Regions from separate parts of the Homo sapiens genome. Here all the other regions are linked to region 7. The links are chromatin loops, found by intact Hi-C in ENCODE. Cell type or tissue: mammary epithelial cell. All regions are shown on one strand. Region 1 overlaps SLC38A2 (solute carrier family 38 member 2). Region 2 overlaps SLC38A1 (solute carrier family 38 member 1). Region 3 has its middle 110 kb from the start of SLC38A4. Region 4 has its middle 130 kb from the start of SCAF11. Region 5 has its middle 150 kb from the start of SLC38A4. Region 6 has its middle 58 kb from the start of PCED1B. Region 7 has its middle 82 kb from the start of SCAF11.

Region 1 (4,000 bases), 280 kb after region 7:
TGCCATTCTCTTGCCTCAGCCTCCCGAGTAGCTAGGACTACAGGTGCCCGCCACCACGCCCGGCTAATTTTTTGTATTTTTAGTAGAGAGGGGGTTTCACTGTGTTAGCCAGGATGGTCTCAATCTCCTAACCTCTTGATCTGCCCACCTCAGCCTCCCAAAGTGCTGGGATTAGAGGCATGAGCTACCGCGCTCGGCTGTGTTGGGGATAAATTGATTAAAAGATAGATGTCTGTTCCTATGAAGCTTATAGCTGTTGTGGTGGGGAAGTCAGAAAAAATGTGATTTGAGGAAGCAATCAACCATTGAATTGGGGCAAAGTCATAAAAGAAGGTTAGTGTCCTGCATGGAAGCCTAGAGAAAAGAAATCCAAAGAAAATAAATGTATCAATATCTCTGGACTGTTTCATTAAACATTTTGGGGGTTGCCTTCTTAGCTAGGGTTACCAACCATTCCCAGTTTGCCTGGGACTGTGGTTTCCAGGATGCAGGACTTTCAGTGTTAAAACAGGACAGTTGGTCCCAGTTTTCTAGCCTATTTCTAGTGCATGACCATTGTACCTCTCCTCTGAAAACTATTCTGCCCACCATATGGGTAGGTCCTGGCAGCTATTTGTACTGTGTTACCCTGCCCACCAAACTACATTTGAGATTAGGGTGGAATCTTGACCCATTACTGGCCGATTTGTATTGAGAAATTGAACTGAAAACAAGAAGCTCAGAATCTAGTTGCATAGTTCTATAGTGAAATTTCACACATTTCTGTCATTGAGGTCTCTAAAACAAAGACAGTTTTTGATTTTTGGAAGCTGTTTATCTTTTAATTCTCTGAGGCATCCCAATCTTTTAAGGAGTTCTCTCCATCTGCCATTCTTGCTTAAACTAATTTAAACGGATTTTTTTGTTATCAGAAATTTGACTAAGCCAAATGTCCAGGTGTATTTCTAAATTTCTACGTCAAGACAAACAGCTCTGGTTCTTTATTTAGAAATGTTCCTAGAATATTCCTTAAGCTTAATGGAAATCTCTCTGGAATAGCTAGCTCCCTGGTTAGAGTACCGTATTTTTATATTCAGTGGACATGTCAACCCAATTTCTTTCCTTTCTCACTCCCTTCCTGCCTTCCTTCACTCCCAATTTTTTTTTTTTTTTTTTTTAACAGGGTCTCACTCTGTCACCCAGGCTAGAGTGCAGTGGCATGATCACGGCTCACTGCAGCCTTGACCTCCCTGGGCTTCCAAGTGGCAGGGACTACAGGTGCACACCACCTGGCTGATTTTTGTATTTTTTTGTAGAGATGGGGTTTCACCATGTTGCCCAGGCTGATCTTGAACTCCTGGGCTTCAGCAATCCACCCTCCTTGGCCTCCTAAAGTGCTGGGATTAGAGGCATGAGCCACCACGCCTGGCTTCACCCAGTATATTTCTAATTGTAGATAAATAAATTTGCATTCTGGTTCACTTTGGTAATTTTTTGTATTTTATTTATTTGAGACAAAGGGTTTCACTATGCTGTCCAGATTAGTCTCAAGCTCCTGGGCTCAAGTACTGCTATTGCCTAAGCCTCTGGAGTAGCTAGGACTACAGGTATGTCACCACGACCAGCTGGTATCATTTTTTTCTAAAAAATAGCACATTTGAAAGTGTATGGATTTTGTTAGAACTCGTCTGACACATAACCCTACCCTCTTTCCAATGAGCATGTTAGTTGCATATGGTAGGTGTTCAGTTAGAGCTTGCCTATGAATACTTGAAAATTCCACAAGTCATTCTTCAATTGATTTGTTGCAAATTCTGCTGCCTTTCCTAATCCTTCTCATTTGACCATCATTAGTAACTGCATATTAAGTTTCTTGGAGACGTTTCCTGACTTTGGAACTACCATCAGGCATACTTGACTATCCCAAGGTGTGGTCTTTTCTGTTTCAGCTCTGGTTATTTCATTTCACAAGCCTCAAGCTTTTCGGACTTATCAGTAGGCCATACCTAAACTAGCCTGTGTATCTTAGTAACCTTCCCACTTCCACTGTTGCTCAAGTAAAACCATGCTGTTACACGCACCAGCTTGTCCATTAATTCCTCTTTTCCTGTGACTTTTTCACCAAACTGAACATATCCCAACTTCTTTCCAGGCCACTTGATTGCTCCTGGAGTTTGTGCATCATTATCACCCGAGTGGCCTTCTTAAGTAAAAAACCAGATCCTGGGCTACCCTACAGCTGGACCTTTGCAATCAGACAAACTAGGCACGTTTCAGAAAGCTGTGGTTTTAAAAGGCTCTCCAGTTGATTCTGATACATTATTGACCTATTTATTTCCATCAGCAGGGCTGAGCCTGGGCTCTTATGATGCATTTTAGCATCTTCCCCCAACTCTCCAAGACTTTCCATTCCTTCTCACTTTGGAAACTTAGAATCTCTGGGAACCTAAACTTTTTTTCCTGACCATTCATCACAAACATATGGACACCTACTAGGTGCTAGGTACTGCAGTTACAATGCAATTTGCATTAGACACTGCCTATCCCATTACCTGAAAAAAACAAAACAAAACAAAACAAAAAACACTGCTACTCAGGATTAAGCATGTATTTATTTTAGTTCAGTTAAAACAAACATACATTGTTTCATTGAAACGGTGTAGCACTCTTTGCCAACAAGCCATACTAGAATTGTTGGCCTCTAACAGTACAGTGGGGATATTTACACTATATACACAAAGTTAATACACCCAGGTTCTCAAAGGTCTTCCATTACACTAGATCACATTTTATTTCATTACACTAGATCACATTTTGATTACTGCATTTTGAAAATGTATTCCTTATTTAAATTTTAAATAAGAGATCTGAATTTGTACCAAGATTTCATGAAAAAATTTGATGTTGTTTATTGCAAATACAATTTAAACAAGTTTTTTTTAGTGTTTGTACACAATTTGTCAATTTTTCAATATTCAATTTTCTGTACAGGTACTTTTGGGACAATTCTTATAGTTACATAATGTGAATTCATCAAAATGCAGTTAAGAAACTTACAGGAATATATACACTTGAACCCAAGACCCAAACCTGACATTATATACAACCTATTTACAAATACATATGGACAGACAATATATGTACATAGATTATCATAAATATTGAAAAATAGGTTAGCTTTAATGGATTAATGTTGTTCTATAAATAACATTACAGTTGTAACTGAAACATCCACGGAAGACAGTAATGCAAAATGAGGTGACAAGACAGTGGTTTTAATACTGAAGACTGCTCATTAATGGGAATTCATTGTTCAGGAACCTCAAGGTAGACAAGATAGCTCCCAGAAAATCATCCATTGGAATTTTCCCTAGGCACTTGATTTTGAACCTTAAATAGCCAGAGGATTGGAGGAGCTTCCTCACATTAATTTGCTGTAGAGAAAAGAATTTTTTTTCCATTCCTTCCTGGTTGCCACAGTATCTTCTCCCATACAAAAAAAAAAAAAAAAGTCTGTAGAAACAACTCTTGGTATTCCCTGGCAGGTCTTAGATACAAAGTCAGCAACTCTTTCCAGGAGCTCATGCAAATTTGCCAATTCTTGGTCTCAACTAGAGGTGAGGTTCTGCATTCGAATGGAGTGCCTAAAGCCCAATTAAATGAAAGCAGTGCCGTAGAATCTGTCTTCCCACTGCCTTTCTATTTCTAGATGGCCCCCAATTATTTTATCTTCATAGAAACAGACAAAAATGGACCAACGGTTTCACCCAATGTAGCACTACAAGACGTCTTCCAGTTCCATAAGGGTCTTTAATTACACATGTATCTTGTTTGTAAATTTAGTCACATATAATACAAGAATGCGTAACAAAAACCATGTCTCCACATTTCTGGCCCTTGCCCCAAACAACATTTTTAGTTCAAGGGCAAACCTTACAGCCAGATGACCAATTGACAATTCCATTATTTGCTTCCTTCAACCACTTAATGGAATTATGTATATTAGATTTTAGACATTATG
Region 2 (4,000 bases), 110 kb after region 7:
AGGAGCCAAAAGTCAGACAAACAGAAGAAGGCACACCAAGCCTGAACCCTCCGGACAACAGCAGAGTTACCAGCTGAGGGATGTCCCTGGAGGTTTCTGACCCATGAGAGGCCCCCTCACCCTCCTTCACCCTCCTCCTACCACCAAGCTCTCCAGCAGTCATGGACTTATTCCTCCCCGTTTTTACTGGACACCATGTTTCAGGCCAATCTGGTCACCTGTAGTCTGGTGGCATCTCTACCCCTACTGTCCAGTAGGTGGGATGTGGCTGGGATGGACAGTCCAGATTCTACTAACAGGCAACTCTGAACAAACACCCTCCCTGGAAACAATATTATATTTGATGGTTAGATTCTTTAGCAAACCTATTACATTATTCGATGTCAGCTAACCTATTGGTTTGATCATCTTTTCCAGCTGCTCTAGGGGCCTAACCACCATGGATAACCTGGTCTCTAAAGGAAAATACATTCCAGGTTGCAAACAACCAACTGACAACCTTTTGGAATATGATCTCCTTATACACTGGGGCTGCCTGTGCCTAAACACAGTAGATTTCCCTCCTGTGCGTATTTCATCAGCCCCACTTCCAATAAGTAACATTAAGTAAATTAGGGATTGACAGTATTCTGTGTTACAATAACTAGAGAACAGTTCTAAGTCCAAAGTGTGGAACTGGCACTGTTCACTAGTATAGAGATCCTACCTACCAAAGGAAAACGTGCTGCTCCCCATGCCTAGGGTATAGTATTCTTTAATCTACTAATTTAGCAGAAAAACTTCCATAGCACTTGACTGTGCTGTTTAAATTCGACCTAACATCTGTGATACATGTATTTTTGGCTACCAATTAACTATTCTGAATAAGAATAAGAGCAGTATACTTTACAGCTAATCTCACACAAAGGATGTAACTAATCAGTGATATTTGACGAATTATGGTAGGGTCTATTATATTCAGTCAACAACAAATTTAGAGAAACATACAAAGGTTTTTAAAAATATGGGTGGTGTCACACAGATCAACAACACTGTGCCTCCTCTAAATAAATCTATTTTAAATAAATATTCCTTGTATTGACACATGAAACCCAGAGGCCCAAAAATATCACTACACATCCCAGTTAATGATAAGGTTCTAAATTGACTTTGTGAGGGTAAAATGAATTGCTATAAAGTAACAAGGAAAATAGAAAGTAGCATAATATAGCTTGCAAACTAAATTATGTATTTTTAAAGGTACAGTCATCCCACTACCTGGCTATTTCATTACTTGGTGCTCTAGACAAGCTCCCAAGAACTGACTGGATCTTGGCTTGTTCTGTTTCTGTCATTGCTAATATAATATGGAAAACATTGCTGAAAAGAACAGAGATGGCCATGGATATGGCTAGGTTAGGTATTCATATCCAAATATCTGAACTCTAACCTAATGTGGATATGATTCTGTAGCATTATATTAAAAGCTATGATGATGCAATGCAGGAAATAACCTTTCATTCTCCCCCCTAGAGGATCACGACAGGTGCTTCAATGCCTGCCTTATCTATGGGACAGTAGTGTGATTCTCAGTGAGAGTGAAGGCCTTTGGGGATTTGAGTCAGGAAGGGAACATGGCTAAGTGCCTGGAAACTCTGCCAACAGTCTGCGGTTAGATTCTACTTGTCTCTGGATAAGAAATCTGTGCTCAGTGAACTTATGTGTTTGGAAAATTTAACCAGAATATAGAGGAAGCATAAGTCCTGTTTCAAGAGACCAGCTCACGGAGCATGCACATTTCTCACCATAGGCAAGCTATGGACAATTCAATCACATGGGATGGCCCCACTTAGGGGAATGCAGTTCTGGGTTTCCTTGCTATCCCTATTCTTTTTCAGCTACAAACTCTCTTCTTTTTCAGTCTCTTCAGTTTCCTTGTGCTCCCTTTAGGAGAGGGACAAGGGTAAGAGTACCAGGCAACTCTGTCCTCCTGCATGGACAGTTGAGACGGGCAGTAATGGCACAGTCCTTGGTTGGGGAAGAGAAGAGGAGACAGCACAGACACTGAGACCCCCTTGTCTTCCTCATCTGGGGGAAGGAAGGTACTCAGTGATTCTGTCAGAAGCTCTTCACAAAGACTATCTCTGAGGGTTTTTTTTTTTTTTTTTTCACAAGACTAGATGGAGAATTAATGAAGAAGAAATAGAAATGAGGCTTATTTAAGGTACAAAATTCTTGTATTTGTAATAACCTAGATTTATAGATATAAAACAAGTCTTTTAAAGACTTCCCTAAAATACTCAATATAAAACAGGAGTTACTTATCCTAGATCATCCTTAGTTAGGTACACATGATTCTCTGTGCAACTAGCTGGTGGACATGAATAAAAGCTGCTGGGCCTATAATGTACTAAAACATTTTTCTCCCTTCAGCAAGACAGGTAGGGTTGAAGGCTAAATGCATCAGAGGAGTATTTTCTTAGGCATTTTGGACAATCTTTTTGCAGTAGGTTCCATAGGTTTTCCCCAGCGAAAGTTGACTCAGACCAGAGTAACTCTGACACAAGTTGCCAAGAGGGAAAAAATACTTCATTTGCTAGATTACCCAAATGTGTAGCTTCATTTAATTACCAAGGTAAGAATCATCCCCAACCACTTTTCAGCTGAGAACACTTGCCAGAGAATGTCTCTGGATGGGAATAGATGTGGTACCAGCTAGGCCACTGGACTACCCGAGTTCAGCTGCCAGGAAATCAGAGCCACCTCAAATATTGGGCATGCTCTGATTCAGCAGTGGCAGTGCCCTATAACTTTCAGATGATTATCTCCATGTGCTATGTTAACCAAAATAGGCAAATTATTTACGAAACCATTTTTTTCTGTAAAGCAAAATAAATATATACAATTCAAGATTCTTTTCTCTTCTAAAAAGGTACAGATAGTGTGAGCTGAACATCAGTAGGAAAATTATTTCAGAATCTGGATGTATAATAAATAAACATTATTGTATATCATGTTTTCAAAGTTCTAAGAGACCGGGAAGCCACAAAACATAGAGTTAGATGGGTAAAAAATGATTGTGAAAAGTACTGGGAAATATGATTGTATGAAATTTGAAAAAAAAATTTCACAATCCCTAAATTGATCTCAAATCTTGGAGGGACATGAAGCATTATAGAACCATGTCTCTGTTTTGCAACCAAAAAGTTATTCCATTTTAAGTATCCTGTACATTTCTGTTTGCTTCTGTAAACTTGCAAAAGAAGTGGTGAGAGATTGCTGATGTGTGGGGACTTGACTGAGCAGACAACAGGGATGTTTCTTTTTCTCGGCGGGTTTCAGTGGCCTTCGTCACTACTCGATGAGCAGGCCCAGTCATAGATGACCAAGGGAATGCTGACCAAGGAGAACAACACCCCCAGGCCCAAGAAAAGGGCAGCCTGGAGCAAGAGAAAGGCAAGGGTTATTTTCAGTGCAGCAAAATTTTTCCACATGTACCTGGGGAAAAAAAATAGAACAGTTTTTCCTCTCCCTTTGTGTCCTCTGGTATTCAGAGTTTGTCACAACCATGGCTGAACTGTGAGAATCTTTCTAAAATTTTATGAATCTGATTCTGCAAGGATGGGAAAATAGGAAAAAAAAAAAACTAGCTAAGCAGAGTAGTCCTCTATGTCCCATTCTTTGACTTCATGGTCACCTCAAGTGTATGTATCCATTCTACAAATAACTGGGTATCCTTATGGCTTCTCTCAAACTAAGATTACAACCAAGGGGGAATAAAGGCCTTAGAAAATATCCAGGTCATTTTGTTATTCATTACCTACCAACTTAGCTTATCACTGGCAAGCAAACATTTCTGTTTGAAAAAGTGGAAAAAAAACATACAAAAGCAAAATAGATTTGATTAAGTGAAATAGGAAACAGGTGTCAAAAACTAAGTTACCTGAAGGGCTGATGAAGGCCATAGGTGGACAGATGATGATATGGTTTGGCTGTGTCCCTACCCAAATCTCATCTTGAA
Region 3 (4,000 bases), 860 kb after region 7:
TCTGATGGAAAATAAGGACATAAAAAGATATTCCACATCATGTCATTAGGGAAATTCAAATTAAAACAATGAGATGGCAATAAGCATCTGTTAGAATGGCCAGAGACCCAGAACACTGACAATACAAAGTGCTGGCAAGAATATGAAGCAACAAAAAGTCTCATTCATTGCTGATGGAATGCAAAATGGTACAGCCACTTTGGAAGATGGCTTGTCAGTTTCTTGTAAGACTAAAGAGACTCTTAACGTACAATCCAACAATCATACTCCTTGATATTTACCCAAATGTGCTGACGACTTGTGTCCACACAAAAACCTGAATCACAGATGTTTATAGCTGCTTTATTTGTAATTTCCAGACTTGGAAGCAACCAAGATGTCCTTCAGTAAGTGAATGGATAAGGAAACTGTGGTTCATTTAGACAATGAAATTTTTTTTAGAACAAAAAAAGAAACGTGCCATCAAGCCATGGAAAGATAGGGAGGAAACTTAAATGCATATTAGTAAATGAAGTAAGTCAATGAAAAAGCTATGTATTGTATAATTCCAATTATATGACATCCTCAAAAAGACAAAAATATGGAGACATTCAAAAAGGTTCAGTGGTTGCCAAGAGTTAGGGGGACAGGAGGGATGAATATGCAGAGCACAGAGGATTTTTAAGGCAGTAAAACTACTCTCTATGATGCTACAATGGGGAGTACGTATCACATATTTATCAAAACTCATAAAATGTACAACGCCAAGAGCTAAGACTAATATAACTATGGGCTTTGAGAGATAATGATGCTTCAATACAGGTCATCAATTGTAACAAATGTACCACCCTGGTGGGGGATGTTGATAGCTGGGGAGACTGTATGTGTGGGAGGGCAAGGGGTACATGGGAAATCTCTGTACCTCTGCCCAACTTTGCTGTCAACCTAAAACTGCTTTAAAAAATAAAGTCTATTTTTATTTTATTTTATTTTTTGAGACAGTGTCTCCCTCTGTCTCCCAGGCTGGAGTGCAGTGGCATGATCTCAGCTCACTGCAAGCTCTGCCTCCAGAGTTCAAACGATTCTTCTGCCTTAGCCTCCCTAGTAGCTGGGACTACAGGCCCACGCCAACACACCCAGTTAATTTTTGTATTTTTTAGTAGAGGTGAGCTTTCACCATCTTGGCCAGGCTGGTCTCAAACTCCTGACCTCAAGGAATCCGCCTGCCTCTGCCTCCCAAAGTGCTGGGATTACAGGGGTGAGCCACCACACCCGGGCTCTGTAAAGTCTGTTTTTAAAAAAGCATAATTAAAGCTAACTCTGTCAAGCCTTCAGATGTAAATTTTATACGATAAGATAAGAATTTTCCCTCTTTAACTTCAAGCACTATCTGTTACTTTCTTCAGGAATGTTATAACAAATAGATTCGTCTGGGAGTTTGATGAGGAATAAAAACTATCTAAAAGTAGGCTTGGTTTTCAATTTACATTTCAACATGTCTACATAAATGTGGGCAGCCTCTCCAAATTCTTCATTCCCAAGAGAAAATTTCAATTTTTATGGCAAGCATATAATTATCTATTTTCTTTCAAAATAATATTTTAGATATTTCCTGTCCTTAAGATGTTGCCATTGAACAAATAACAGTTTGAATTCTGATTCCCTAAAACATATGTGAAACTAAATGAGCAAGGCTAGTGCTGACATCTACTGTTAGAATTTGGGTGTGAATGACTTTACCATGCACAGCCCTTTCCTAAGGAGTTGGGAGTTGTGCAGCAATAGTTGTCGATATGGGGTGACTGACTAGGAGATCATTGCCCAAAGCTCTATTATCTTGAAAACAGGTGCAAGAGAACCATATAGCACTTTTGAGGTAAATATAATGAAGATTTTGGAAAAAGATCAATTAATGTCAAGAAGTATTTCCTATTTTCCAGGAGCCTTCCAAAGACTCTGTCGTCTCTTAACAAACCTCCTACTCTGTTTCTCCTATATTGTTTCTGACCCTGGTGCTTTAAAGAAAAGATAGATGTGGCTACTGAGTTTCAGTGTTGTCTTTAGGAGAGGGAAAGAGAAAGGAGAACAGAACACTTCCCTGACCCTGGTGTTTCTCCTGCCCTGGTGCATTGCTCTAGATTATAAATCGGCTGTCTACCTTTTGTTTTAGCTGTCGTTATTCTTCTCTGAAAATATTTTCCACCCCAACCTAGAAAATTGTTATTGAATTTTGTCACCATGACTATTTTAAAAGGTGCGCATTGTGTGAGATCTCACATTCCACCTCACAGTTACTTATGTGTCCGCCGAGTAGCTAATACCTAGGCTGGTGAGAAGAGACTGAGAATATACATTCCAGTCAAATAGAAATGCATTATCCTACCTATGTACAAAGGGAAGCAGGAGTGTGTTGCAATTGTCAGGACGGGACTTCTGTAAAAATCGAGACTGGCAATGTCAGACCTGATGTTTGTTCATCATTGTTGTCAACCTAGCACAAGATCACACAGTCCTAAGAGGAGGAACCAGAAGACTTGGAAGCTTTGATGTGGATAATCAACCCCCACAGAACATACAAGCCGACGGCTCTATGGTGTCTTCTGGTCTTGCTCTTGCATTATTGCCCTTAGTTTTATACTTTCTTATCTGATAGATACACACTTCTTAAGAACATTATGCTTGTTGCTAAGAACTATGAAGGAGTCTGCCTCAACGTGAAGAACACAAAGAAACCTTCTATATTTTTGTCCTGTTGTTCATTTGTTTTCAAGACAACTCCAGTAGGTTCATTTTTTAAAAAAACTACTTTTTTAGTTCTTATATTTTTAGAGTAAGTTATTTGAATATTTAAAATGGAATTCGTTTTTTAAAAGATTATTGGTAGAAGTCAACATTCTTCATGGAAGATCTAAACAAGCTTAAAGGATTTGTGTTCTTTGGAGTCAAATCATAAAAATACTTCTTTTATTCATACAGATATCATCAAAGCACTTCTGCACAACTGCCTTTATTAAGCTGGCATTTTGGAACCAGCAATGTGCTGTAAATCTTTGTAAAGATCTTTTTCATAGAAGACCAGTTTATGTTCATTGAAAAAAAAAACTCTACAGAACATTACTGAAGATTGTGCATAGTGAGTTGATCAGCTCTTTCCACTCCAGTGACGCTGTTCCACATGGAAGCCAGGGCAGTACAGGGTTAAAAACATGCATGCTGGCATCAGAGTGCCTGGGTTCAAAGCCCTGCTCTACCAATCATCCACAGGATGAGTCTTTGGGTAATTTACTTCAGTCTCAGTGACACAGTTTTTTCATCTCTAAAATGGGATAATAAGTTAACATATGTTAAGTATTTAATGCTATTCCTGGCACTTCGCAAGTTCTCAATTAATATAAGCTATCATTATCATTAAATGTAACAAGTTACCAATCATACTCTATTTTGTTATAAAAGAAGCATCCCAAATCACTGGCTTGTCTTTGTCATTTAATTGTAAATTAAGAAGTGTTAGGTTTAGAAAATATTGATTGGCTGATAGAAACTCCTTATGTAAAAGATATTAATATTCCCCAAAATTTCTCTAGGGAAGATATTTTTAATACAACTGTGATTTGTAAAAAAAACATATTTTTTCAACTTTTGTTGTCTCAGTTCTGTTTTTGTTTGTTTTCTTTTGTTTTTCTATTGCTTTCCTTTAGTATTTCAGTCTGTTTTGTGCCCCCCACATTCCTCTTATTTAAAGTATCCTAGGCTTTCATCTTGTTTTATGACAGCTCGGGCAGGGCCCTGACTCCCGGCTTATTAAGCATGGTCTCCTCTAGGCCTTGCAGTGAAGAGAGATCTCAACAGGGCAGTGTGCATTTTTGTTGAGTGTGTGCAGAAAGGGAACACAGAATTATTTGACCATTATAGTGGTCTCTTTCCTGGTGAGGAGTAGGAAAGGGAAGAGGAGTGAAGTCAATTGACATTAGAAAGAATATATGCAAACACCTCAACACTGTCTCCTTCTCCAGCCCCTCTA
Region 4 (4,000 bases), 52 kb after region 7:
GTTGAACTAGCCATAAAGAGACTGGGACTTCATTTGATACTCAGAATAACTCTGCAAGGAACAGATTAGCACTATTTCTATTTTTCAGACAAGGCAGCTGATTCCTAAAGTGACACTTGGCTAGATGGGGAAATCAGGAGGTGAGCCTCACTTTTTAAAATATACAAGCCCCTTTCTCTTTCCACCAACGCATATGAACTCATGTAATATCCATAGGTGGAAAGAAGAAGAAATTTTGAGTTAGATGGTTTGACCTGGGCAACCTTCACATCTTCCATGATTTCATCTCTACCCAAGGCTTCACTTAATCTAGGTTTGACTTGTCTTCTGAGGTCCATATTTAAAGTTATGACTATCTGTTGGGATCTCCACCTGGATAACTTTCCCCTGAATCAGTTTTTTCGCATATCTCCTGTTCCTCACTAAAGATTTTCTAGGACCCAGGTTTAAAAGCTTAGAGTTGCCTTTGACTCCTCCCTACCCCTTTCACTTCACCGGCATACCTATCAATTATTTATCTCGAAGTTTTTCAGAATTATCCCTTCTTTTCTCCTCCTCCTCCTCCTTTTTCTCTTTTACCACTTTACCTATAATTGTGACCCTCATTACTTCTCCCCTGGACAGTTGTATAATCCCCCTACTTGGTATCCTTAATTGCATCCCCTTCAACTTTCTTTAATTCATCATAAGCCTCATTGACAAATGGATTACTCTGAGTTTCAGCTTCAGACATATAGCTTTTCTACTCAGAAACCTTGAATAGCTCCCCATTGTTTAGTAAACTAAGTACAAACTCACCAAATTTAATAGATAATATTTATTGAGCATTTACTATATTCCAGGCACTGACCAAAGCACATGAATTCTTTCATTTAGTCCTCAAAACAACCTATGAGATAGGCCTTTCTATTGTTCTCACTGTACAGAAAAGGTAATTGAGGACCCGGGCTACTAAATAACTTGCCCAACACACAACAAAAATGTAACTCAACCCAGGCACCTGATTTCAGAGCCAGCACATGATGTTGCCATTCCAATTTAGTTGCCACTTTTTGGAGGTGAAGATTAGGCTCATAGTAGCCAAATCTATACATATAATGTTCAAAAATGTCTTCTAAATGTCATTTATGATTTTTTCCCCGCCTAAAACCCAAAGTGTAAAATTCTACTTATCTTTAAAGACCCATTCCAATTCTATCTACTTCATAACATTGGTTACGGTCCCTCCAACAGATGTGGCCTCCTCCTCCTTTGAATCAAATAACATAATAATTTGTTCACTTCATCTTTTGCCCCTTGTTAAATGCCCTTCTCTTCTGAGGCAGGAGCTGTTTTCTTACCCATACATTTTGAAGTGCATTAAATTGGATGGTTGGATACAAAGTTCCCAGAAAAACTGCCGCGGCTCCAGGTATCAAATTCTGTGCCCCATGTCTATGCAGATCTTAATCTATACACAGTTTAGAGCTGAGGGCCCCTGAGCAGAGTAGATGGGTTACAGACCATCCAGGCCATAATCTGTTGGGGCTTCTGCCAGTGTAAACAGATGATTATTGGAGGATAAACTTTGGCTATATGAGTCTAGTTTTAAAGGACTAAAAAAAGGAAAGGGCCTCCCTAAACTAAATAACTTTGCTTTAGTTAGAAAGTCTAAGCTAATTGTTTTCAAAGCCCTTTCTAATCCTTCTAATTAGGCACAGGATCGTCTCCAACTTTTTTTCTTGATTTTGTCTCTGAGTGACACATTGAAAGTTAATTTCAGGGCAGAGTCAAGTTTTACACTTCAATTTACAATGTACAAAAAACTTAATTGACAAATAATGTTGACTGAACTGGAATATTGAGGAGTTATCTTAGTGATTCAGACTCAAGTTAATCTTTCACCAGAAATGTCAAAACAAAACAAAATACGAACCACGGGGTCATGTGTACTGACTCTTGAGATGCTAGGATTCTGGTGCACTCCTTGGAGCTCAAACACACAAAACTGAAAAGAAATAGAAAGAATCCCTACTTGATTATTAATTCAAGTAGTATTTATAGAGTACCTACGATGTGGTAGGGATGGCATACAACACTAGAAATACATTGCCGAATATAAAATATCAGATCCCTGACCTCCTCAGTTTACAGTGTTCACTGTGCGTAACATTGGACTGACAGAAGCACTAGCTTACCTTAGTATGGAAGTGCTTGTGTTCTCTTGTTCCTTTTTTTTTTAATGGAATGAGTCAGCTGTTCGGTCCTCCACTGAAGCCTGAAGTTAAACTTTCTAATCTTTAAATTTGTATGGTTATTTACACATATCCATTGATTTTCTTCTTCAATTACACCAATTTTCACGATGATTATCCCCCAGAAAGTTAAGAATCTTGTAGGTGCCAATCACTACGTTTAAAATAAGTTGAGCTAAACACGTATTCTGAGGTTTTCAACAGTTTTATTTTAAAAAATTGTTTAATGTGTCCTGAGCTGCTCTTTAATGCAGCCGTCAGTAGATGGCAGCACATTACTCTTTGCTCACTCTTCATGGGTTCAGGGGAAAGGAGAGAAGAGAGAGCGAGAGAGAGCGAGCGAGAGAGCGAGAGAGCGAGAGAGAGAGAGAGAGAGAGAGAGAGAGGAGAGGAGAGAGAGGAGAGGAGAGGAGGGGAGGGGAGGGGAGGGGAGAAGAGGGGAGGGGAGGAGAGGAGAAAGAGGGAGAGAGAGAGAGGCTTTTCAACACACCCTGTTTTGGAAAGACAGCTCTAACTAGATTACAGAGGAACAGTTTCCATATCTAATCCTCACTATCTCAAAGATGTTGCTTTAATTCTACACACTATTTTGTATTTGTAGTGCCTTTATTTTAAATTCCATACACATTATCTCATCGTCAATATGCCATTATATGTACCATATTAGCTTTATTTAGATTTTCAGTAATATAGGTCGAATGTAGCTTTTTGTGATTAAACAGCCCCATTAAAAGACGAAAACTCTGAGTAATGTGAACTCATTTTGGAAAGCTGTCTCTGAGCCGATATTGAACATTAGGGATCAGAGGACTAGGGAGAAATTGTCTTTGTTATGTCAGCTTTCAGTATTACCGCACCTCCTCAGAATGAAGCAGAAATAAAAATCACTACTCTATTATTCAGCCATTTTGACCTTGTACCTTTCCAAGGATTTTTATCCATGCCAGTGTTTTGAGAGAAAGGGGAAATGTTTGCACTTTAGACAAACTCAGAATAATTCTGAAGGCATGTGAACCGCTTAGCTTTCAACACAAAAAGGCTTCTAAGCTTCCGAAAATGTGCAAAAACAAGTAATCAGTTCAATCCAACAAATACTTATTGTTCATTTCTTTAATTATGCAACAAACATTTTTTGACTGTTGTTCTTTAAAAGGTATTATGCTGGGTGCTGTAGAAATACCAAATGAGCATGACATACTTCCTGCCCTCAGGTAATTGTTCTAAGGCAGAGAGAGTAAGGCATATATACAAACAAATATAAGGCGTATGTTCAATAAACACTTGTTACATGATTGAATGGCCATAAGACAGCTGTAAAAATGTGCTATGGGATTTCAAAGAGGGAAATCATGTATACAGGTTAGAAAAAGGTACATGGAAGACATGGTCCTGACATGGCTTTAGAAGAAAGATATAATTGAGGGGTCAGGGAGAATGAGGGCACTCTAGGTGATTGGAACACCAGGAACACAAAAAGGAACTGTCCTTATGAAAGGGCAGTTAGTCCAGTTTGGCAGGAGGCTAGATCAGGCATCAGCCTCCCACTTAAAGAATCAACAAGACACACCACGGGACATAACCTCTTGGCAGCACATTTACCAAAGCAGAAGTTAAGGCACAGAATTCTACAACCAGAACTTTAACCAGACCCTCCAGGGTGGACTTCGACATTCAGAGCCCAGTCCCTTGTGTGGTACAGGCAAGCTCCTTGTTTTTTCTTAGCAACCAATAGATAACAATTTTTATTTATTTAGAACAATGACTTT
Region 5 (4,000 bases), 610 kb after region 7:
TCACATAAACTCGGAAAGTCAGGGCTGCAGTGAGCTGAGATGCCGTCACTGCACTCCAGTCCAGGCACAGAGTGAGACCCTCTCTCAAAAGAAAAAAAAAAAAAAGAAAGAAAGAAATTCTAGTCTCTCAGGGCAATATTTCAGAACAGCCCTCCTTGTATATTTGCCATACCTAGTTCTTTCTTAATTTCTTGACTTAATGGCTTTGGTAGGCATGTTTGTATAATTAATACTCTAACCCACTGAAATACATCATGATCGACTATCATTCCAGAACACTAAACAATATTAAATGTAAGGATGGTGCATGTAGCTTCACATGCACAGCTCAGTGAACACTGCTTCAATCATTCCTCCAAGCTTTTCATTATTTCAACCCGGAGTCTACATTCATCTAAGTCACTACATGCCTCTATTCAAAATCCATATTTAGTTCACAAAGTAAATATCTGTATAAGTATGAGCAATTTCAAAACCACACAAATGCCACTGTTTTATTCATTACAAGTCTTCATGAAATATTGCCCTCAGCAGAAATGAATGAATGTCTTTACCTGAAAAGGAATCAGGAAAAGGAATAGTTTCAGCATTGCCAAAAATGAGATAGAAACTTGTCTTATGACAGATAATCCTTAGATTATGAGATAAACTGCCTTCTTCATAATACTCCTGACACTTGTGACACCTTTGACTTTTTAATGTAGTTCTAATACAAAATGATATCTTAGAAGGGTGTTTCTGAAATTTAATTGTTGGTAAGAGTCAACTAGTGGAAATAACCAGTGCAAGCTCTTCGGCCACATCCTAACTAACTGAAGATGGGATCATAATAGCTGTAGTATGAACTCTGCCCACTCCTAAACTCTAGTCACGCCTGGGCGTGCCTGCCAAGCTTTGTAATGGCTTGCAGAAGCCTGTTTCTAGGAGGCTGAGGAGGTTCCTGGGAGAGAGGCAAAGAAGATAGATCCAGTCACAAATGGTAGATTGGTCTGAATAAGGACTAACTTTTTGATTTAAGATGAGAAACTAGAAGAAGGTACAATGAGTGGGCTTTTACACAGAAAGCATTGAGTGAGAGGGTACAAGCGAAAACCAAGCAAATTAGATGATGTCGCCTCTAGCGACTCAGCAAGAGCAACAGTAGCTGCCCAGTCCTGATACTTCCATCTGTCCTGGAAAATAGCCATTGGGTCCCCTCTGTTCAGGAGCCAGGCATTTGTAGGCTGGGCCACCCTGGCCCGAGGAACCTGCCAGGACTTGAAATCTATAGAAACAAAAGGCAGTTGTTTTTATACATTAAACACAATATCCAAGTCAATAATTGCTGGTTTAAAGTCTAGTGCCCCAATCAGCTGTATATTTAAGGATATTCATACAACAAATTTAGGTGACAGTTTGGTGACCCAAAGAAAGGTTTTGTTACCACATTCCAAAGGGGCCTTTTTCCAGAGGCTCTATTGAGACCAAAGGGAGAGGCAGTTTTTGTGATCTCACTGAGTGTATTGCTGCGATTTATCTCCAAGCCCAGCCCCCACAACATGAATACTTCAATACTGTTGTGAGGAGAGAACAAAGTAAAGACTGGAAGGGCTATTTCTCTAAATTTAAGACATTAGTGCAGTGGCAGCTTGGCCTGAATAGTTCTTTAACAGATTATGACCCCAAAGGAGGCAAGGCGATTACCCACCTCTTTTCCAAGAAAACACTGTAAAGTGCAGCTATCTCCTCTCTGGTGGGAGAGAGAAGTACCCATGGAGCATGGTGTTGGCTGGAAGATGCACTGGTAGAAAAGACAGGAGAGAGTGGCAGTAGCAGACACCAGGAGTGGATTTGTTACTAAGTATAGGTGAGCCATCTACTGGAGGATCCCCAGAAATATTTGTAGGGTGGTGGGGATTTTGTAGGAGCCTGAAACTTCTACATTAGCAGTTGAGTCTATGAAACATGAATTACAACTGCGTCTTAACACCAGACATGTGTATAAACTGGGAAGATAGGTTAATTCTGGTGCTTACAGTCAGTGAAGATGAATTAGCATTCAGAGCGCTTGAGGTTCCTCTTGATGTCTTTGACAAAAACTGCTTGGATCATACTTGAACTGAGACATTATAATGCAGAGGTGTTTTTTTGGGGGATTACTAATTGTCTATTATATTTTCAGCACTACCTGGATGCTATAGAGGATGCAAGAGAAATATGACTATTCCTGTCCTTAGGGTGTCATGGTCTAGTGGGGGAGATAACACAAGTACACAGGCAACTTAGAAACAAAGTAAAAGTGGGAGTTAGGAAGATGCAGATATTTGGTTCATTCTCATAACTGTAATTGCAGTTAGCCCAAGTTGGTGGACCTAAGCTGAATAATTTCCCTGGGCTAACCAGAAATTTTAAAAACCACAGCAGATATACAGCTCTCATTTAATCCATCTTCTAAATTCCTTCTTTCTTTACTTGGATTTTATGCTTAACTGTTACTCTGCGTAATCACTGTACAAGTTAAGACTTGCTGAGCTTAGTACTACTGTTGCTTACATTGACTCAGCTTCGCATTTACATGGCCAGTGCTTCAACATTTCTTTATGAGTATGCCAACTTCCTGATTTCACTGCCTTCTGAATCCTTTTGTTGGATAAATTAAATTTATAAACAATAACTTTTATATTATATACCATCGAATCTAAGAAACCATAGATAGTAAAATGTACCATTATTTTATGTACCACTAAGAAAAAAACCTGTCACTATACTTCCATATCACTTAGAATTTTAAATTGATACTTATTAAAGGAGATCTCTAAGGCTTACTTATACAGAGAATTTTATCATATATCCTCCTTATGCATAATAAAAAGAAACATATAAGCAAAATAAATTGCTTAAGATATTCCTAAAACTTCACATTCAGAGTCTAACTCTTCCAAGTCACTTTTTAACCAAGAGTTGTTGGTGCTTTTCCACATAATACCTCCTCCGTGCATCAGAAATATTGGTTATGTATCATTACTTCTTTTAAAACTTTTTATTGAAGAAAGAGTGCATATTACATGAATGTACAGCTGAACCAGTTATCTCAAGGTAAACATCCATTAAACCACAACCCAGTCAAGAAAGACAACATCATGAAACATCCAAGGAGCCCCCTTTGCTTCCTCTCAGGCACTATCATTGTTCCTCTACTGCCACTGCCATTAGTATGTCATCACAGATTAATATATAGAATAGATTGCTTCTTTGTGGCATTTATATAAATGGAATCATTCAGTATGCATTCCTTTGTGTCTGACATTTTTTGCTTAACATTAGGTTATGAGCTGTATTCTTGTTGTATGTAGCTTGGTTCATTCATTCTTATTGCTATAAAAGACTTTATTATACGAATATACATAATTTTATTTCTCCATTTTCCAGGTGATAGAGAATTGAGTTGTTTCCGTTTTATTTTGTTACAGATAATTCCACAATGAACAATCTTTTGCACGTCTCTTTGTAGTGTAGTGTGTGTATATATGCACACATATATAGGTATTATTCAAGAGTGGAAATCCTGTGTATTTTCAGCTTTAGTAAATAATGCCAACAGTTTTGCAAAGTGGTTAATAATGCCAACAGTTTTCCAAAGGGGTTGTGTCGATTTCCTGTTACAAGAGAGTATCAATTTAATTAAACGATCAGAATTCCTTCAAGTGTGTTATATCAAACGTCAATGTCCTGTGAAAACAATCTTGTTATTATTGTTTGACTATTTGGATTTAAATAGACATCTAGGTACCTGTTAAAAGAATGCTAAAAGTGTGAAATATGAGAATGGCCAGTAACTATTTTTAATTGATGACATATTCAGCTTGGGTTGATGGGTAACTGATCTACTGATGTTCTTATACTAATATAAAAATAATGAGTAGGAATGGGTCAGGTGTACACACACACACAGGATGGTATACAAGAAATAGCTTGAAGTTAAAGAGGATGAAAAGGATTAAAAGAAGCCTGATCTCTGGCT
Region 6 (4,000 bases), 950 kb after region 7:
ACCACAATTATCTTTGCACCAACCTAATAATAATAATGGAAAACATTTTCTAAAAGTTAATTTGTAAATTGGTTATATATAATATTGTTGTCAAGCAGATCTTAAAGCAATGGTTCATGTCACTTAACTGCACAAAAGATTTAATCACACACACACGCACACATGTGCATGCATGCATGCACACACCCAGCTTATGAACTAAAGTTCAACTTTCTAAGCTTGACATTCAATATGACTCTTGATCTGGAGCCTACCCTGTTTATCAATTTAATCTTTCTCTATGATCTCCTTATGTAACCCAAAGCCTGTGTCTATGCTACTATCAGACTTAAATATTTTAGACTGCCATATGGCTATCTCCCATATTTTCCCTATCAATTTTTGGCATACTCAACCCCATTCCTGATAGTGAATTAAGTCTTCAGCTGGACCTTCTAATGTAAAATGTTCAAATTCAGAAACTAACTACACTTAAAACAGAATTACCCACTAGAATACATCAAGGCTGTACCACTAAGATAATAATAACTAGCTCTTGGGATTGGAAGGATAAGACAACGATACCATGTATAAATCACTGTGAAGATGTTACCATTATGATGTCCCTACCTCATAATAGCACTCAATGAAATGTCTGTGTCTCTCCTATAATTAAAAAGGCATTCCAAGTAGGAAAATAGCTTTTGCAAATAAATTAAAGTAAGGCTATTTACAGTAAAATAATAATAATAATAATAATAATAATAATAATAATAATAATAATAATGTAGCACAATAGAAGCTTATTTCTCACTCACATAAAATCCAAAACAGATGTTCCTGCTTGGTGGCAGGAGTGGAAGGTCGGCTGTGTGGATGAAGGAAGACTGCTTCATAGCTTCACGCAGAGCCGTAGGCTGGAAGTCTCCATCACCTTCCACATGTGGCTTCCATGATCATCCTGTGTGTCAACATCCAGTGGGCAGATGGGAAAAGAGAAAGCACAGGGTATGTGCCACCACTTCTTAACCACTTGGCCAAGACATGGTACACATCATCTCAGCTCATATTCCACCGGCAAGAACTAGTCCCACCTGGATGCAAGGGAGGGTAGGACTGGAAAATGAGGGCCCTGGCTGGGCAGAGCTTCTCAGCAACAACGCTACACTATGGAAAGGACATTAGCTATCTTTACCACAGCAAAGCACAAGGGTATAGGAGATGAAGCAAAGACAGAGAGCAGTGGGCAGGCTTGCCTGGCTAGAATATGAATTGGAGCTTCGTGGCAGATGAGAACGGTTAGGTAAGGAAAGACAGCCAGATAACAGGAGACTCATGACTCTATCATTATGAATGTTTTCTATTTGAGAGACAGCTGTGAATCCGACCTTGAAGAAGAGTTATTTGATAAATAATGATGTTTAAAACAGACACTGTAGCCACAAAGTAATTTTTGTTTCATTACGAAATGAATCTGGTTTTTATTCAGGCATATCTTCCTTATGTGGAAATTCATAACTTTAAAAACGAATCATTGCATCACTAAGAACTCTTTTCACAGCATTCTCTTACCCCTTCCAAGTACCCTTTTCAATCAATGTGCTTTCTCCTTCCTTCAATTGCTTCTATGGGCTTGCAGAATCTGCTGCTGTGTTTGTTCCTTTGCTGTTCTCCTTTAATTGCTGTCTCTGCTGTGTCTGGTTCTCCTCCTTTCTTTTGGCCCAGACTATTTATTTCTAAAACCCATCAGCATTCTGTGAGGGTTAGGATTCATTTCAGAGAAACTCAAGGGAATTACCTCTGGGTGATTTTTCAGCCCAGGTATTTGGGGCAGTTAAAATGTCATTTATTTCTCTAGACTTGCATGATGTTGTGCAAAACATGAAATTAATCTTAACTACACAACATTCAACTCTTGACATTTCAAGACCTTTATTAAAATGTTGAAATAGAATTTTCCTTTAAATATGTTAATAGAAGAGACTTGTTGCTTTCCCTATGTGATAACTTTCTTCAACTCCCACATCATCTTTCATTACCCAGAGAAACACACCTTTGATTTTATAACGGAAGTCAATGGAAAAAAAACTTGCTATATAGAAATACACATTTACAGTAAAGTTTTTTATGCTGATATTCACTCAGTAATAGAATGTATACCCATATAATCTATTGTTCTAGCTTTCCATAGATGTCAAAAATGTTGTCAGCCTGATGCTAGAATATCACTGCTATTAGTGTGCCATCTAGTGGCTGATGTTGTGATATTTTCCATTCTTTGTTGAGGTAGAAGAGGCTTTAAGTGACATATGGAAAGTCCAGTGAGATTCCTTCTTTGATACAATGCAGGGATGACACAGTTGTATAAAGCCAATGGCCAAATGTTGAGTCATCTGATGATGTGTAGAGGATCGTTTGTAAGTTCTTACTTAGCCAATATAATTAAGAAATGAAGCTATTACAAGAACAATTAAATATATTTGTTAGCTCGCTGTATCATGATGCACAAACCATATGTGCATTAACCATATACCAAGAACCAGAATACAATAAAATGCATTTGACCCTAAATTTAAATTAGATTTAATTTTACTCTTGTTATTCAGATGGTACTTTAGGATCTTATAGGTCTAGGCTTTGAATACTAATTCTCATTGTGTAGTATACAAAAATGTATGTTTGAGCTTTCTGGTTGCTTGGATTTAAAACTAAAAGTGGTTTTGTATTTATAAAGGATCAAACCTATCATGCATAGTGTGAGTGGCAGCATATCCACCATTTTAGTTGATTCTTTGTAGTATTATAACCATAATCGCATGATCTTATATATTGCTTTATTCCAATATTAAAGATTGAGAGATAATGATAATGATTTTATCTTTTAGTTATAGAATTGCCTTCAAATGCCTTGTTTTATAATCATCTCAAAGTCAAACAAGAGATTCCTTTAATCGTTACATCATTTTTCATAGGCAAGTAATGAGGGACTGAATGGTTTTGCTGTTGAAGACAGAAGGACAAAAAAGTAAAATCATATTCTCCAAACATATACAGATAGTATTGAAAAGAAGTGTAAGAATTAGTTATTGTTTGTTTGCCCTTGGAAATAACAGTTATTATTCTGTTATTATTTTTAAACATCTATTTTATTTATTATTATTAAAGGAGCAGTTATCACTAATGCAATCATTTCAGAAAAATTTTCTTTAAAGCAAACACAGGAAAACAGAAACAAAAACCACCTCCATTTAATTGAGTTCTTAGTATGTGCCACGTGATTTAAATACTTTACATACTTTTCTTACTTAGTCCTCACACAACCTGATAAAGTTTCATTTTATAAAGGAAGAAACCAGGCTGAGTCATTGAATAACTTATTTTAAGCCACATTGACAGTAAAGGGCAGCTTCTGGATAAAACCTAAGTGTGTCCAATTTTGAAGCCGTGCTTATAAATGTGACAAAAAATACTTTATAACCATGTCAGGAAAACATGCATTGTACCTACTACTCTACAAAGTCTAGCCAAGAGCAGAACTGACATGCATTGTCTTATTTGCCATAGGTAAATCAACAGGAAAGCGAAGTATAAACAGTTAACTCAGACTAGTATATTACCCAGGGTTTTATACTGGTTGATCTGCCATTATTCCAGAGGCAAGACTACAAATCACTTGGATAACATGATCCTGCAATGTCAAGGTAGGTAAATAACTTGTGAGAGTTTTTAAATGATGCCATCACCACTGCAGAAGAGTATATTTACTCCTTCTGCTTTCCTTAAAATGGCTAGCATTAGGCTCTTTATTCAGAAATTTTTATATTATAACATACCTTATCTTATATCATTATCTTCTCCCAACAATCTATTAGGCCAACGTGCTAGATCAGTGATGTTACTTTAAGGCCCTCTCAATCTTTTTTAAAAGTTGTAAACAGACCACTGTGCCACGTAAAGATTAAAGTGTAAAGACTGAGACTTCAAGAATAAATTTTAATGCTGTGATCATATAATATATAAA
Region 7 (4,000 bases):
GTGTCTCATGACTACATTCTGTGTATGGCTTCAGCTTCCTTTTCTCTACTTCTTTGATCACAGCCTGTCTGCTCCCCTCTGCCATTGTCCCAGCATTCTACCACTAACCAGTTCTTCCTCTTCCTGGACACTCTTTAAGCTCTCAACACTTATGCCTCACCACTGGTATCCCTACCTTAGAATTCTCCTCTCATTCAGTTCTTCCCACCCATTGATGCCATTCTCTAGAATGTGCTGCTTTTATCTTGGCACCAACTTTGAAGGCTCCCCAAGGACTAATGGATTAAATACAAGATCTTCAGTTAGGGCCTTCACAATGTAAACTCATTCTCTATGAGGCTCCAGAATGAATTCTTTACTTCATCCAATCAGGTCCCCTCAAAGTCTGTGATGAATTCAAGGGCACGCGTCTTACAGGGAAAAGGTTAGCAAATTTTTTCTATCAAGGGCCAGAGAGAAAATCTTTTGGGTTTTGTAGATCCTGTGGTCTCCGCTGCAGCTATTCAGTTCTGACACTGTGATACTAAAGCATCTGTAGACAATGTATAAACAAATCAGTTTGGCTGTGTCCCAGTAAAACCTTATTTATGGACTTGGACATTTCAATTTCATATAATTTTCATGCATCATGAAGTTTTATTCTTCTTTTGATTTTCTTCAATGACTTAAAATTGTAAATAGCAGTCTTAGCTCACGGACCATACAAAAATGGGAGGCAGGCTGGGTTTGACCCACAGGCCACACTTTGCCACTCTCTGTTCTAGGAGATCACTGGTCATGAGCTTTTGACTTGCTGTTGACTTGCCCTGACTTGCCACAGGGTGGCAAGAGCAGGCCCTCCTCTTCCCGTGATGGCATCCTTTGTCATGTGAGGTGCAGATCTGCCCAGCATCTGAGTCTCTAATTACCTACTTAGAAGAAGTTCCCCCGACTAACCCCACGGCCACGAGAAGGTGGAATACCATTCCCTGTGGCTGGAGCACTGGGCAAGGAGCAGATGGGGCCCTTTGGAGAAAAGGCAAGTCCAAGCTATTAACAACATGCATGACCTCCTCCTCCCACTAAGTCCCACTGGAGTCCTTCTGGGAACTAAAACCTCACAGCTAAATAGTCTCCTTTTAGTATTAGGTGGAGGCACCTGACCTGCAGATAAAGGTCACTGACACACACATTCCCTGGCAAGTCTTCAGATAGTGTTGGTAGTCGTGTCATTTGATAGGGACTCTGAACCTGCAGCTTAATGCTTCTATGGAGCCAGAGAGGTTTCCTGTCTGTCCACTGCTAAAGGGAGGCACTATTCACCTTCAGCTTCCTCCGTAAATTCCAGACCTAGAAGACAGCCCTCTGTGCCTTGCCTGAAAACCAGATACAAACACTTCTAAATCAGGAAGATTGGCGTGTCTCCAAGTTGCCTGAGAATTTCTTCAGGAGTGCTAGCAGGGGAAGGGACAATGTTGGAGGTGATGGGAAGAGAGTGTGCTGAGTTCGCCTTTTCAATTTTATCTTTTCTCCTGCAGTTGGATTGTTACCAATGAGACCTGGGAGGAAGCCAGGAGGCAAAGGCCCGGAACTCAGTGCTGAAGTTGCATGGCTGTCAATGGCCACTAGAGGATGCCAGAGCCCGAGATTGGGGAGCCCAAAAAGGCACCATCTCCTCCAACCGCCTGGAGAATTACTGGCAGCTAAGAAGTGAAAGCAATAGACAGGGTGGCAATAGACCATAAGGAAGTACTGTTCTGCCTGACCATGTGGAGGGGGACAAGCAGGATCTCAAAGTATCCAGAGCCTTAAGGCACAATGGACCAAGTAACTTCTTACTTTATCTAAGGGCAATGACTGAGGCAGGTAACTCATGGATCCGGGCTAGGAGTGAGAAGTGCTTTATGACTGCAGTGAAACACACAAATAAACTCCCTACCTCCATGAATTCTACATTAAAATCATTAAATAAATAACAGGAAGTGCTGGAGAGTAAAATAAAGAATAAGAAGTGGGGTAGGGTGTAGGGGCTTGAACAGTAGCCAAGACCATGTTCAGATGACAGCAGGTCAGAAAACAAAGGAAGGTAAAAAAAATGCTCCTTCTCAGCCCGCAGTGAAGAGCAGTGAGCTTAGCCACAGAGGTCTTGCCCACTGTGCTGTCTGCTTCTCCCAATGATAACCACCCCAATCTGCTTTTAGGAATTCTTCAAAGTAAAGAAAGTATGTGGAATCCAGAGGAAGATGGTCATTTGTTTAGGAAAACAAAATTATAAAATTGGTCTTGTTCCGGGTGCGGTGGCTCACGCCTGTAATCCTAGAACTTTGGGAGGCTGAGGTGGGTGGATCATGAGGTCAGAAGATCGAGATCATCCTGGCCAACATGGCGAAACCCCAGCCCTACTAAAAATACAAAAATTGGCTGGGTGTGGTGGTGCGCACCTGCAACCCCAGCTACTCGGGAGGCTGAGGCAGGAGAATCGCTTGAACCCAGGAGGCAGAGGCTGTAGTGAGTGGAGATCACACCACTGCACTCCAGCCTGGTGACAGAGAGAGACTCCGCCTCAAAAAAAAATTGGTCTTGTACCCTGGAAACTAGCATAAATTGTAAAAGGTTAATTACAATCAGTAATTAAAATCCAAGAAAATTTAAGTCAACATGGGTGAATTGGTTGAGTGCAGAGGGCAGTAAAATGTTGTTATGATTCTTAAGATTGTTTAGTGGATACAGATTCTGACTCATGCTAGACATTGTTAGAGCTGATCTTAAAAATATGAATGTTAAAATAATAAGGGAAACCACTAACAACAGGAATACACTGTATAATTTTTCAGCTGTTTGAGAAAAACACTAGTCCTAAAGGACTCGTGGGAAGGATGATGGCCCCCACCTCATTGGAGCCCAGGACTGAAGGAAGTGTCGAAAGCAGCCAGCTGATATCAAGGGATCAACAGTGGGACATTTCCACTGTGGGTATCTCTGAGAAACCCACAGCATTGAAGAGTCAGCTTGGAACATCTAGATCGCGATACTACCAGTAGACAATACCAAGTCCCTTTTCTACAGACCTAGCCCTGAAGCAAGAAAGTGAGCAAATGAGGGAGAAGTTGACCACGTCTCTATGACCTATTGCAGACTTTCATGACTAGAGCTGACCCAAGCCTGCAGAAGGAAAAAACTAAGTAAGATGGAGTTTGGAGTTCTCATTATCACACTGGATTGGGTCTCTAAATGTCAAAAACAAAAAGACAGTTTATGTGTTACCTACAAGTGATCTAAAGAACTGTGAGACTTGTCCAAGATTTCACCCAAGGGCAAGGAATGGTCTGTTTGATGGAGCAAGTTCACTGAGGAGTGGTGACATAGTATAAATGTGTTTTATAATTGTATTCTACTAAGCTCAGCCCATTCAGTATAATTGTTGCATTAAAATCAGATGAATTTTGAAACAAGATGAAAGTATTAAATAACACCAAGAGGGATTTTTACATTAATGAACTAATGACCTTTATAACAATGTTACTCCTTCCTTTGTCCTTCCCTGCTAGCTCTCCTTCAGTCCACTAAGGAGATTTTCCTTTCTCTCGCCTCCTTGAGCTTCCTATTTGCCTCATACTCTACTCATTCTACCAACATAATATGAACTCCACCTCCCCTTGTCTCTCTTGTGGTCAGAAGCCCTTCTCTCCCTACATGTCCTTTACCCATAAGAATTAAAGGGTGGCTTCATCAATGCGCTGCTGTGTGGCCTTGAGGAAGTTACCTACCTTCACTGGATTTCAACTGATCATCTGTTAAGTGCAGAGAAAATTTTCCCCTTTGAAGATTAGATAAAATAATGCTTGTAAATTGAGTAAACTGGCATATGGCACATAATAATAAATGGTATTAACAGTTATCAGTGAAACAAGATTAGTGGTAAGAGAAATCTACCAAAATATTTCATTTTCTTTCAAGAGCAGAAAATGAGCCTTCTCTGTAATATGTGCATTTTTAATCTAGCATATAGAAAAGTTTAGAA

Evidence for each region. A loop is a pair of places that touch in the nucleus more often than their neighbours do. Peaks named below come from ENCODE experiments on the same cell type or tissue, not always from the same donor. Only the 100,000 strongest peaks of a DNase experiment are listed, where the experiment ranks them.
Region 1: a loop joins it to region 7, with 16 times the contacts of the local background. A loop is called at or near these places in 5 of 110 quality-filtered maps.
Region 2: it touches region 7 in a loop (4-fold over the local background); 4 of 110 quality-filtered maps call a loop at or near these places.
Region 3: a loop joins it to region 7, with 11 times the contacts of the local background. A loop is called at or near these places in 11 of 110 quality-filtered maps.
Region 4: a loop joins it to region 7, with 10 times the contacts of the local background. A loop is called at or near these places in 7 of 110 quality-filtered maps.
Region 5: it touches region 7 in a loop (5-fold over the local background); 6 of 110 quality-filtered maps call a loop at or near these places.
Region 6: a loop joins it to region 7, with 13 times the contacts of the local background. A loop is called at or near these places in 21 of 110 quality-filtered maps.

The regions. Positions count from the first base shown.
Region 1 is chr12:46,355,616-46,359,615 of GRCh38, forward strand. It overlaps SLC38A2 (solute carrier family 38 member 2), which reads right to left. Exons shown (of 16, transcript NM_018976.5): 16 at 2,573-4,000. Among named protein-coding and RNA genes, the nearest start is that of SLC38A2, 15 kb to the right of the region's middle. In mammary epithelial cell, no CTCF peak of the experiment used is centred here; a DNase peak (open chromatin) is centred at 2,056; H3K27ac peaks cover 1,325 bases.
Region 2 is chr12:46,185,653-46,189,652 of GRCh38, forward strand. SLC38A1 (solute carrier family 38 member 1) reads right to left here. Exons shown (of 17, transcript NM_030674.4): 17 at 1-3,419. The coding sequence ends at 3,318. Among named protein-coding and RNA genes, the nearest start is that of SLC38A1, 81 kb to the right of the region's middle. In mammary epithelial cell, no CTCF peak of the experiment used is centred here; a DNase peak (open chromatin) is centred at 1,609.
Region 3 is chr12:46,932,477-46,936,476 of GRCh38, forward strand. No RefSeq gene overlaps it. Among named protein-coding and RNA genes, the nearest start is that of SLC38A4, 110 kb to the left of the region's middle. In mammary epithelial cell, a CTCF peak has its summit at 1,699 (motif pointing left); no DNase peak of the experiment used is centred here.
Region 4 is chr12:46,122,796-46,126,795 of GRCh38, forward strand. No RefSeq gene overlaps it. Among named protein-coding and RNA genes, the nearest start is that of SCAF11, 130 kb to the left of the region's middle. In mammary epithelial cell, a CTCF peak has its summit at 2,494 (motif pointing right); a DNase peak (open chromatin) is centred at 2,526.
Region 5 is chr12:46,676,121-46,680,120 of GRCh38, forward strand. No RefSeq gene overlaps it. Among named protein-coding and RNA genes, the nearest start is that of SLC38A4, 150 kb to the right of the region's middle. In mammary epithelial cell, a CTCF peak has its summit at 1,858 (motif pointing left); DNase peaks (open chromatin) are centred at 881, 1,841 and 2,521; H3K27ac peaks cover 3,124 bases.
Region 6 is chr12:47,019,189-47,023,188 of GRCh38, forward strand. No RefSeq gene overlaps it. Among named protein-coding and RNA genes, the nearest start is that of PCED1B, 58 kb to the right of the region's middle. In mammary epithelial cell, a CTCF peak has its summit at 2,221 (motif pointing left); DNase peaks (open chromatin) are centred at 2,293 and 3,333; H3K27ac peaks cover 1,207 bases.
Region 7 is chr12:46,070,705-46,074,704 of GRCh38, forward strand. No RefSeq gene overlaps it. Among named protein-coding and RNA genes, the nearest start is that of SCAF11, 82 kb to the left of the region's middle. RefSeq lists enhancers at 338-1,537, 723-942, 1,734-1,783. In mammary epithelial cell, CTCF peaks have their summits at 819 (motif pointing right) and 1,603 (motif pointing right); DNase peaks (open chromatin) are centred at 827 and 1,607; H3K27ac peaks cover 254 bases.